2 separate regions of the Homo sapiens genome follow, and region 1 is linked to region 2. Evidence: chromatin loops called from intact Hi-C (ENCODE). Cell type or tissue: A673. All regions are shown on one strand.

Region 1 (5,000 bases), 1.1 Mb before region 2:
ACACTCACCATTAAGAACAGCCACTCCAGCTCCTCGCCTAGCCACATTCATGGGTGCAATTAAAGTCCAGGTATTATTTTCAGGATTGTATCGTTCTACTGTGTTCAGACAATTCCAAGATTCTGCACCTCCGATTATGTACAAATAACCACCAAGCTCACAGACTGCAGACTGGTGTCTCCCTACAAGAAAAGTCAAGTCAAGATTATTGCTACATCTCCCAGACTCTAAGTGTATACTACACATACTGTTGATTTGAAGGTCTTTAAAAAAAAAAAGGAAAAAAAATCAACTTACGAATGTTAAGAGGGGCACAGCTTGTCCACAACTTTGTTACAGGATCAAATACATCACAATTTTTCAGTCCTTTTTGACCATATGGATCAGAGCCACCAACGATGTATAACTTTCCATTCAGAGCACACACTCCTATGTAAGTATAAAATAAAGTTACATATTGATAATTTAATTATCATATTTAAATACTGGATATCTCAGGAGAAAACTATTATTACCTGCATTACAACGGTTAGTTCTCAATTCTGGAACAGGAATCCAGTCATCTATGTTTGAATCATACATCTCTCCACAACTCAGGTCATCTGAGTGGCCATTTGATCCACCTACCACATAGAGCTGGCCCTATGCCAAAAGTGAGAGATGAGAATTTCTAACATCCTGAAGTTACGAGGAAAAAGCTAAATAGGGGTTGCTCCTGCAACATAATGCGCTTACCATGAGTACAGCCATTTGAAATCGGGCTCTTGGTGTTCTCATGGGAGCAAGAAAGGACCAGTGATCTGTATGTGGATTATAGCATTCGACTGTTCGAAGACATTCCTCTCTGTTATAGCCACCTGGTAAAAAATAAAACCATAAAGATTTATGTTTAAAATATTAAACTGGACCACGGTTTCCAGTCCTGTAAGTTTAAGAAATCTGCACAATGAGAAAAAGTATTAAAACTTTTTAAGGATGCCTTAGTTGATCTTTTAACTAAGTGCTTGTAATAGCTGAAAAATCGCATTATCAGTACAAATAAACTGCTTAGTCTTGGCTTGAATATTAGAAAAATTTAGCCATGACATAATTTTTTTAAAAATTAGATACAGACATTGAACTGAAGGTTAGCCATATTCAATAGTATTGTTATTTCCCTATCTTATTGGATTGCCGTGAAAGATGGCATATTAAACCCTCTCTTTGAAAGTTTGCATGTCACAAAAATGCCCATCTACATGCTTAGCCAGTTGAATGCTTCTGTTCTTACCTGCAGCTATGAGTTTGCCATTCATCTCTGCTGTTCCCAGACCAGATCGTGCGTACTGCATAGGAGACATGGGCTTTTCGATTAGCTCATCTTGTTGCATCTCAAAGCTTAAACTCTTACTTAGTTTTGGAGTACTTGTTGGTGAGCTCTGTGGGCTGTTTCTCCCATGAAGAAAAATGACACAGAATATACCATCCAGCACAGCCAGGCACAAGTAAGTGTTATCTGTAAGCACAAGAGTTCCATGTTTAAGATGTAATTATTACTTTTGGTTTGTGTATATGATCCTGAATTGGACTCCAGTCTCCACATCCCAGACTGGAACAATCTGCTCTCGTTTTCCAAATTTAATTGCTTCTGAGTTTTTTCCTCGAGTAGTCAATTTAAGAGGTATTAAATTGGCAACACTCCTTCTTAAAAATAGGTAAGCTGAAAACAATCTGGCAAGTGTCATATACTTACTTGAAGTCTTTTCTGAAGCAACGATTTTCCACTCATGCTTAGGGCTTTGTACTGTAGCATTTGGAGAAGAGAGACATCCAGTTGAACTGCTACTTATCTGCTTATGGCCATTCTCACGTGGTGGCTTTTTCTGCAAAATCAAAAGGTAGCTACAGAAACCTAGCCAAAGACCACATCTGATGTACCTTTGTTCCTGAGCTATTCCACAACACTGAGTATCCTTCACCTATATATGACATTTATAGGACACTAACTTTAACTCAAGCCAACACTTTCCAAATGACACAAATTACTGGCATACTTCCATCTCCACTCAATGATGAGACAACTACGCCTACACAATTAGCCTAGGTAAGAAAAAGCTCAGTTTTAACAATTTGAAAAACATGTTGCAAATCAAGACCTCAGCAGAAGAAAAAACCAATCTATAATTATTTTTATATTAAGTATAGAATCTTTTAAAAGAATGCTATAAATTTAAAATAGTGTGAATTAACAGAGAATACATTTAACCCACTATTTTCATGAAATTGTCAAACCTAACTAAATCATATGTACAGGTATCCTTCATACAATGCCAGCAAAACGTAAGCAGATATAGATTCATCCAGTTTCTCTGAAAGTACTTGACAGGAAAAAAGTGGCAATTACAAGAAACACTTAAAGAATATTTCTTTAGGATTACCTTATAGGTATTATAGAGTGGTTTTCTAGACAAAATTACATCAAAACACAAGAAAATAGTAATCAGAAATGAAACATTACTAAAAACAACCAAATATTCACAAAAGTAGAATATACAGGAATACTAAAGAGGGAGAAATGAACAAAGCTGCCAATTTCCAAATGATTGTAAGAGAACTACTTTACACATGTGTTCTCATGTATGAGTTTTCCTTGATGGCTTCCTTCCAATTACTTTAGCCTTTGCCACTTCCAAAGGATATGATCATATGGAATTGGAAGAGTAAAGACTACTCTGAGAGGAACTGCCAAATGAACAGGTAGCAACTTCAGCACCTGGCCTAGTTTGCTCATCCCACTTGTGCTGGTCCAGATGGCCAGAACACATGGATAGGTAAAATTTCTAATGGAAATTTCTGTTGCTAGTGGAAGCAAAAAGCCATATAACAAGTAATTGAGAAAAAGATTTTGCTAGCTACTTGAAGCTATTAAGAAAAAGCTATATCAAAAGTTAGGCCTGAGTGTGGTTACAACATACGTAGGCTATTTTGAGAAAAGGCAGGGAATGTATCATTATCAATGGTTATGATTAAATTCCACTTAGATGTTTACTATGTACCTAGGTATTACTAGGTACTTTATTTACATCATCTCTTTTAGTCCAGTGAGGGTGATATTATCTACCCATTTTATAGATAAAAATATTGAAACTCAAGAAGATATGCATTGCCCAAGGCAATACAACTAAAATAAAGATTAGGAATTATGAAGATAAACCCCATCCTTTTTATACTATGACAAGTTATGTCATACTATAAAACAGATTTACACTATGACAGGCTGTTTTCCACTGTTACTAAAGTTGTGAATGCATCTTTCATATCACTTTTATACTATGAATATTAAGAATAAAAAATAAGGTTAGACTTATCTAACCTTATCTATTATTATGAATTACAAGGTACATAAAACCTCATCCCAACCTATGGGAAGAAGGGATCCAAATATCACAAATGGATGATGCTTACATTGAGGCTGTACTGAAGTAAAAAAACTGTTCTAATGTACAAACTATAATTAAGAGAAAATGACTGTGAAAGAGAAAGGCCCAAAAGCAATGCCTAATAACAAGCCTAATATAGAAATGCTGATTAAATCCTTTATATGTAAAGAATATATCCCTAAACCTTATTTTACATGACCTCCCAGAGAACTTGACAGTGTTTAGTCCTCCTTCAAACTTTCTTCTCCTACCTTAGGTAGCTTTTACAACATGATTAGATTCTTATTGTCCTCTGACTTTTCTAATGGCTTCTTCTCAACCTCCTTTTTCTATTCCTGAAGTCTAACATGTGTCCCTCGCATCCTCTTCATGATCTCTATTCATGGCATCACATTCTAATGAGTCACACATGTCAGAATCCCACTTATTCTCAAATTCTTTCTTTTCCCTAATCTTGCTAAGCAATCACTAAGGCCTGCTAAGTCAACCTTTGTAAATATAAATGTCTATTTATATATAGACATAAATAAAAAATCTATCCTTTCTCCTTCATGCCCCTAGATTAATCCCTCATCATTTTTTTAAAACCTGAACTACTGCTGGCAATAGTCTATAAACTGGGCTCAAACTTTTATTGATTTTCTGTGTCTGGTTATAAAAATAGGAAGGGTCCAAGGCAACAATTTTAGAAAATAAAACCAGAAATCAGTTGGGATATTCCAGCCCAAAGACTGCCACCTAATAGACTGTTCCCCAGTTTTTCACCATTACTAAAGTGAATGCAAAACTTTCGTATCACTGTATTCTTACCTAAGGCTTCCCACTGCCTATAGGATAAAGTATAAGCCCCATTCAGGGAGCATTTACCTACTTTCCCAGTCTTATGACCTGCAATTCCAAGAGTATCATCCTCACAGATACTCTTTGCTAACACCTCTCCCTTTATCTGCTATGCAGACTCCTCTAAATCCTAACACTGCTCAAAAGTTACCTCTTGTGTGAAATATCCCTGGCTTCTCTCCTGTCTCACTGTGTCCTCTCCTTTAGGCCTTTCGTAGCTACCTCTTATAAGCCTGTATTGTTTTGCCCACTCTTAGAAGGTCCTACAAGCAGAAACTGTCTCTTACACATTTTTGTGTTGCCATACCGAACATTATGGCCTGCCACTTATTGGGCACTCAACCTCTGCATGTTGAAAATGTACTTTTAAAATGTTAACTCAAAATGTTTAGAGTTAAGGGGGAAAATATCCTCAATATATTCAAAATGCACAAACATAGGTTCTCAACTAATTCAAATTCCAAAACTTTTAGAAATATTCACTCACTGTTGCCACAGGACACCTGAGAGAGCTAACACCTGATAATTTGTAACCATATAGGCTACTACTAAGTCTACCACTTACCCTCTGATTTTTAAAGAAAAGCATTCCTTAGTCTGGGCTGAGTCGACTGCTTTATAGCTTGTCCCTCAAAAACATAATTTGAGCTAAAGGCCAAATAAAAATATATACTATATGACCATTTATATAAATTTTTTCAAGCATAGCCAAACTAATTTAATGTGTCAGAAGGTAGGATA
Region 2 (5,000 bases):
CTTCTATAATCCTCAGTTTTATTTTCTTATGTGCTTGAAAGCTGACATAATGGCTGGCTAGAGGTATCAACAGAGAAAAAAGAAGTGCTTTAATTGGGGTTGCTGAACTATTAGATGTATAGGGGTAACTGCCTGCAATATATCCTGCCTGCTATAAAACAGAAACAGTTTTATCATGTACTATATAAAAATAAATATTGTCCTAACAAACTAAACTAACAAGCATTCAATGAATTTAATAACAAATAATCATGAAATATTTATTATTTCTTTGGATGTGACCAAGAAAATTAATTCTCCTAAAACTACATAGCACTTGCTTCTCTTCTACCTAGAATAGAAAAGGTGGAATAAAATTTGCTCTCATTTCTCTCATCATCTGGTGCATTTTTAAAAGAATTAAGTCCTACCGAAACAAGTCCTTTAATCTTAGGAAGGTAAACTACCAACATTCCTCACATGAACTTCAACTTATTTTTATTTTATTTTATTTTTTTGAGACAGAATCTCACTCTCTTGCCCAGACTGGAGTGCAGTGGCCCCAATCTTGGCTCACCGCAACCACTGCCTCCTGGGCTCAAGTGATTCTCCTGCCTTAGCCTCCTGAGTAGCTGGGATTACAAGCATGCAACACTGCCGCTCAGCTAATTTTTGTATTTTTAGTAGAGATGGGGTTTCACCATGGTGGCCAGGCTGGTCTTGAATTCCTGCCCTCAAATGACCCACCTGCCTCGGCTTCCCAAAGTGCTGGGATTACAGGCGTGAGCTGCTGCGCCTGGCTTCAACTTATCAAACAAGCTAAACCCTTAGCACTGCCTAGAGAATCATTAATCAATATGAAAAAAATGAACTACCAGAGGTTCTCATTCTGGAACACAGTTCACAAAAAAAGCAACACTATTGCAAATTAGCTCTTGAATTTAAATGATTTGAATTGTAAAGTATAACATTTAGACTTAATTAATTTGAAACAAAAGAAAACTTACCGTTTAGAAGCAAAATCTAGCTGGGTAGAAATTTTGGTATTTTGTGATCGCAAATCTGTAACTTGTTCTTGAAGTTTCTCAAGCTGCTCATTTTGTATTTTTTCATTTTCTGCTTTTTCTTTTTTGTAGTTCTCAAAAATTTCCTGCAACTAAATATTGGAGATTATGAGAAGGTAACACTGTGTTCTCTAAAAACCTAACCCAGGACAAAGGTGTGATCTTTACCTGTTTAAGGGCAGCCTTAGCCTCTATAGCCTCTGTTGATTCAATAACAGGTACTGGAGCAGGAGTGGAAACAGTCTGTGATGTACTTGGACGTTTTGGAGTTGATGCAAGAGAAACATCATCTAAGCTTGAAGCTTCAGGAAAGTAAAGACTAATAAAATGCTTTGTTGGCTTTCATAAATCAGCTTTAATCTAATGCTTCTTTGCAAATACACTATTATCAAATAAACAAGCTAAACTTATTGAAATGAAACAATAAGATTATAGGAGTTTTTAAATAAGGAATCTACTAAACAATGTATTAAGATTTTTTGATGGTTATTAGAGATAATTCAGTATTTATGGGTTAAAACATAATCCATATTTATGTTTTATTAAAACATATCTGTTTTGGTCATTAAAACATAACCAAAATAAATACTGTAATTCATTGATTCTGAAATGCACCTTTTTCAACAATAGAAAGCATTTCTTTTTAGCAATACATAAAATAATGGTATGTTTTACAGTTGATGGGATGTTATAAGCAATTATATATGGTAGTCAAATTTGAAGCTACCATCATTAGAGTGGCTATTGCTTATGTTGCAAAATTAATCCCTTAATATACATTTCTAAATTATTCCTTAAAATAACTTTATAAAAACCTACCATGTAATGGAATGGCAACTCCTGTTGTTTGTGACAATAAAATACGGTACATATCACGCTGACGAACTATGGAATCAACAAGCTGCATTTGATGCTGTCGTGATTTGCGGAGTTGTTCTAGTTCAGTAAGGGCACTCTCAAGTTTGAGCTGAAGCTCAGTGATTCTGTAGAAAAAGTCGGCCTAATTCACAGGACTGAACTGAGAGTTAACTGATTGTAATTTCTACTGTAATTAACCAAGCATCTTTGCCTACCATTCATCATACCATTTTTGTCTCTCTCATTATTTTTTTTCATGCTGAGTATTTTATGAACTACTTTTTAAATCCCCACCACACAGGACTCAGGTACTTATACTTACCAATGCAATCTGAAAAATTTGTTTGTAAAAATTAAATCAGTTCCACTCACTCCAAACTCTAGTCTTCTTGCTTTCTTAGCCATTCTTCCTCTTCTAGAAGACATTATACATGTATTTTGAAAAAACCTCTGACTAATTCTTACATAGGTTCTCCAGGTTCTCCATGAAGCCGGTCTGCTCCCTGAAATCTAGGACAAGTCCTCTACCGCTATGATCCCACAGATAGGCACTAATCACAGTGAATGCAAATTGTCTACTTGCCTATTTTATTATCTATTTATTACATCTGTCTTACCCATAACCTGAGGTCTTGGAGTAGAAATTTTTTGTTTGGTATTGTTGCTCAATTCTTTCCTCCCTATATCACTATATCCCAAGTATCTAGCACTGTTAGGAACACATAGATTTTTTTTGCGGGCAACAGGGTCTTACCCTGTCGTCCCACTTAGAGTGTGGTGCATGATCATGCTTCACTGCAGCCTCAAACTCCTGGACTCAAGTGATCCTCCCACCTCAGCCTGTCTCCTGAGTAGCTGGGACTATAGACATGTGCCACCACACCCAGCTAATTTTTTACTTTTTTTTGAGACATGGTCTCACTATGTCGTCCAGGCTGGTCTCGACCTCCTGGGCTCAAATGATACCCCATTTAGGCCTCCCAAAACGTTGGGATTACAGGCATGAGACACTGAGCCTAGCTGAGGTTTTCATAAATGTTTGCTCAACAAGCTGAGGTATGTGACTACTTACTTGGATGAAGTTGTTTCTTGTTCTTCTCTTTCTCTGGTTTCCCCAAGCTCTCTAAGGGCCACTAAGAGACGTTGATTTTGTTGTTGAAGCTCTTCAATATTTCTGTAAGATACTAGATGCTGTGATATTACCTCAGATGAACTACTTATATCAGCAGAGCTTACTTCCTCATCACGAATTACGTGGTTACCCCTTGCTTCTTCAAGTTCCATCAAAAGCACTCTAATCTAAAAACAAAGTTTTAATATGTTATAAAATAGTATTAGTTACAATTCTGGACAAGTTTAGAATGAAAGTTTTCAAATTAAAACATTACTTATAAAACCTTCAACTTGTACTGCCTCAAATTATCTTTAAAAATAAAGCATCCTTGGATATTAAAATCTAAACAATCAAATTTTAATAGAATAAAATTACTTTTAAGTATGTATTGAAGGCTATTACTTATTACAAAGTAGCCAAATTACAATTCCCAAAACATGGCTCCAGTTTTGTAAAACAGTGATCAAATAAAACCCACAAATATCTATTTTTTTGTGTGTGCTTTTGTATATATGATAGGGCAGAGCATGAAAAATAGACATTTAAACAAAAAGCATATATATAATGCCATTCATGTGAAATTTTTACATTTGTGCATTGCGTGGATGTACACACACACAAATTAGGGTAAAATATATGAATGAGACATTAATTTATTGATTTGCTTGTTAAGTGTCAGAGTAATGCATACAGTCCAGTCTTACTTCAGTAAAATCAAATAATTCTTACATATGTTTATATATGCTCATGTATATACACATACAGAGAAGGATGTGAAAAAAATACACAACTGTCTGTTAACTTAGCTACACTTTGGGACTTCAGAGGGTAGAGGGGTAGAAATTGGAGAAAGCTTTTATTTATCTTTGAATTATTTCTTCATTTATTACAACCAACACGTATAATTTAAAAATTTATCAAACATTTGAAAAAAGGGAGGGGCTATGAAAAGAAACAATGGGGGTGCAACTCTGCTCGAGTACTATTCCTAATTAATTAGAATTTCATACATGGTAGTTCTATCTTAGGTACCTTCAAACAGATTCAAAGATTACTGGGCAGTCAGGTTTTTAAAAGTAGGAAAACAAACAAAAAAATTCTAACCTGTTGTGAAAGATCTTTTACTTGTATTTCCATTCTTCGATTATCTCTCTCAAGTACAGATGATTGCTTGTTGGCTTTATCAGTGTCCTCCTGCAATCGCTGAATCTCCTTTAAAATGTAAATTCAAGTGAAAATTTTGTACTTCCTTCTAGGATTTATACAAGTAATAAAGACATACAATACTCAAACACCACCAGTAATCAACTTATACACTAAATAAAATCCTACATAATATTGTAGCCACTAAAAAAGAAGTTTTGTATAAATTTGAATATGTTATTTCTCATTCAGACAATAACAAGCTTCAGGTAAAACCCTCACTTTCAACAGAGAGAAAAATTCAAGGAAGATCTAATTGGATCCAAGGGCTCTCTTGCAAACTACACTGCTGGTAAAAAAGTCAATATTCTCAGGCAGGCGGGACTGCTAGACTTCACTTGATGAAGAAGAAAAAAACCAGCTGATATAATAAAGTACTTGGATTTAAACTGACTTCTAAATTATAACAGCAACAGAGATTTAATTTTGAAATAGGGATATATTTATATTCTTTTCCAACAAAAGGGAAACAATTTATCAGTTTAGAAGAGTAGATATAAATTCATTTAACTGAATTTCCTCCATAAAACTTGTTCAAGAAATCTTGACAATTTCCCTCAGTAATGTTAATAGTTGTACCATAAGGCAAAACATTCAGAGTATAACCTCTTTTTCCATCAGTATCTCTTAAAAGGAAAAAATCTTTATGAATTTCATTAACACTTCTAATAAGCAAATGAGCAATAACAAAATAATGCATATAGAGACACGCCAAATTGTGAAATGGTATAAAAAAGGAGTTCTACCTATGGTCAAACAATATTATTATTTCTAGGCAGGCT

The links. Hi-C counts contacts between places; a loop is a spot of excess contacts. Peaks named below come from ENCODE experiments on the same cell type or tissue, not always from the same donor. Only the 100,000 strongest peaks of a DNase experiment are listed, where the experiment ranks them.
Region 1: a loop joins it to region 2, with 11 times the contacts of the local background. A loop is called at or near these places in 4 of 110 quality-filtered maps.

The regions. Positions count from the first base shown.
Region 1 is chr1:185,299,702-185,304,701 of GRCh38, forward strand. It overlaps IVNS1ABP (influenza virus NS1A binding protein), which reads right to left. Exons shown (of 15, transcript NM_006469.5): 9 at 1,733-1,862; 10 at 1,271-1,495; 11 at 736-857; 12 at 516-642; 13 at 298-429; 14 at 9-182. Among named protein-coding and RNA genes, the nearest start is that of IVNS1ABP, 15 kb to the right of the region's middle. In A673, no CTCF peak of the experiment used is centred here; no DNase peak of the experiment used is centred here; H3K27ac peaks cover 1,334 bases.
Region 2 is chr1:186,354,424-186,359,423 of GRCh38, forward strand. It overlaps TPR (translocated promoter region, nuclear basket protein), which reads right to left. Exons shown (of 51, transcript NM_003292.3): 13 at 4,120-4,227; 14 at 2,974-3,200; 15 at 1,863-2,026; 16 at 1,212-1,345; 17 at 987-1,135. Among named protein-coding and RNA genes, the nearest start is that of TPR, 18 kb to the right of the region's middle. RefSeq lists an enhancer at 223-1,422. In A673, no CTCF peak of the experiment used is centred here; no DNase peak of the experiment used is centred here.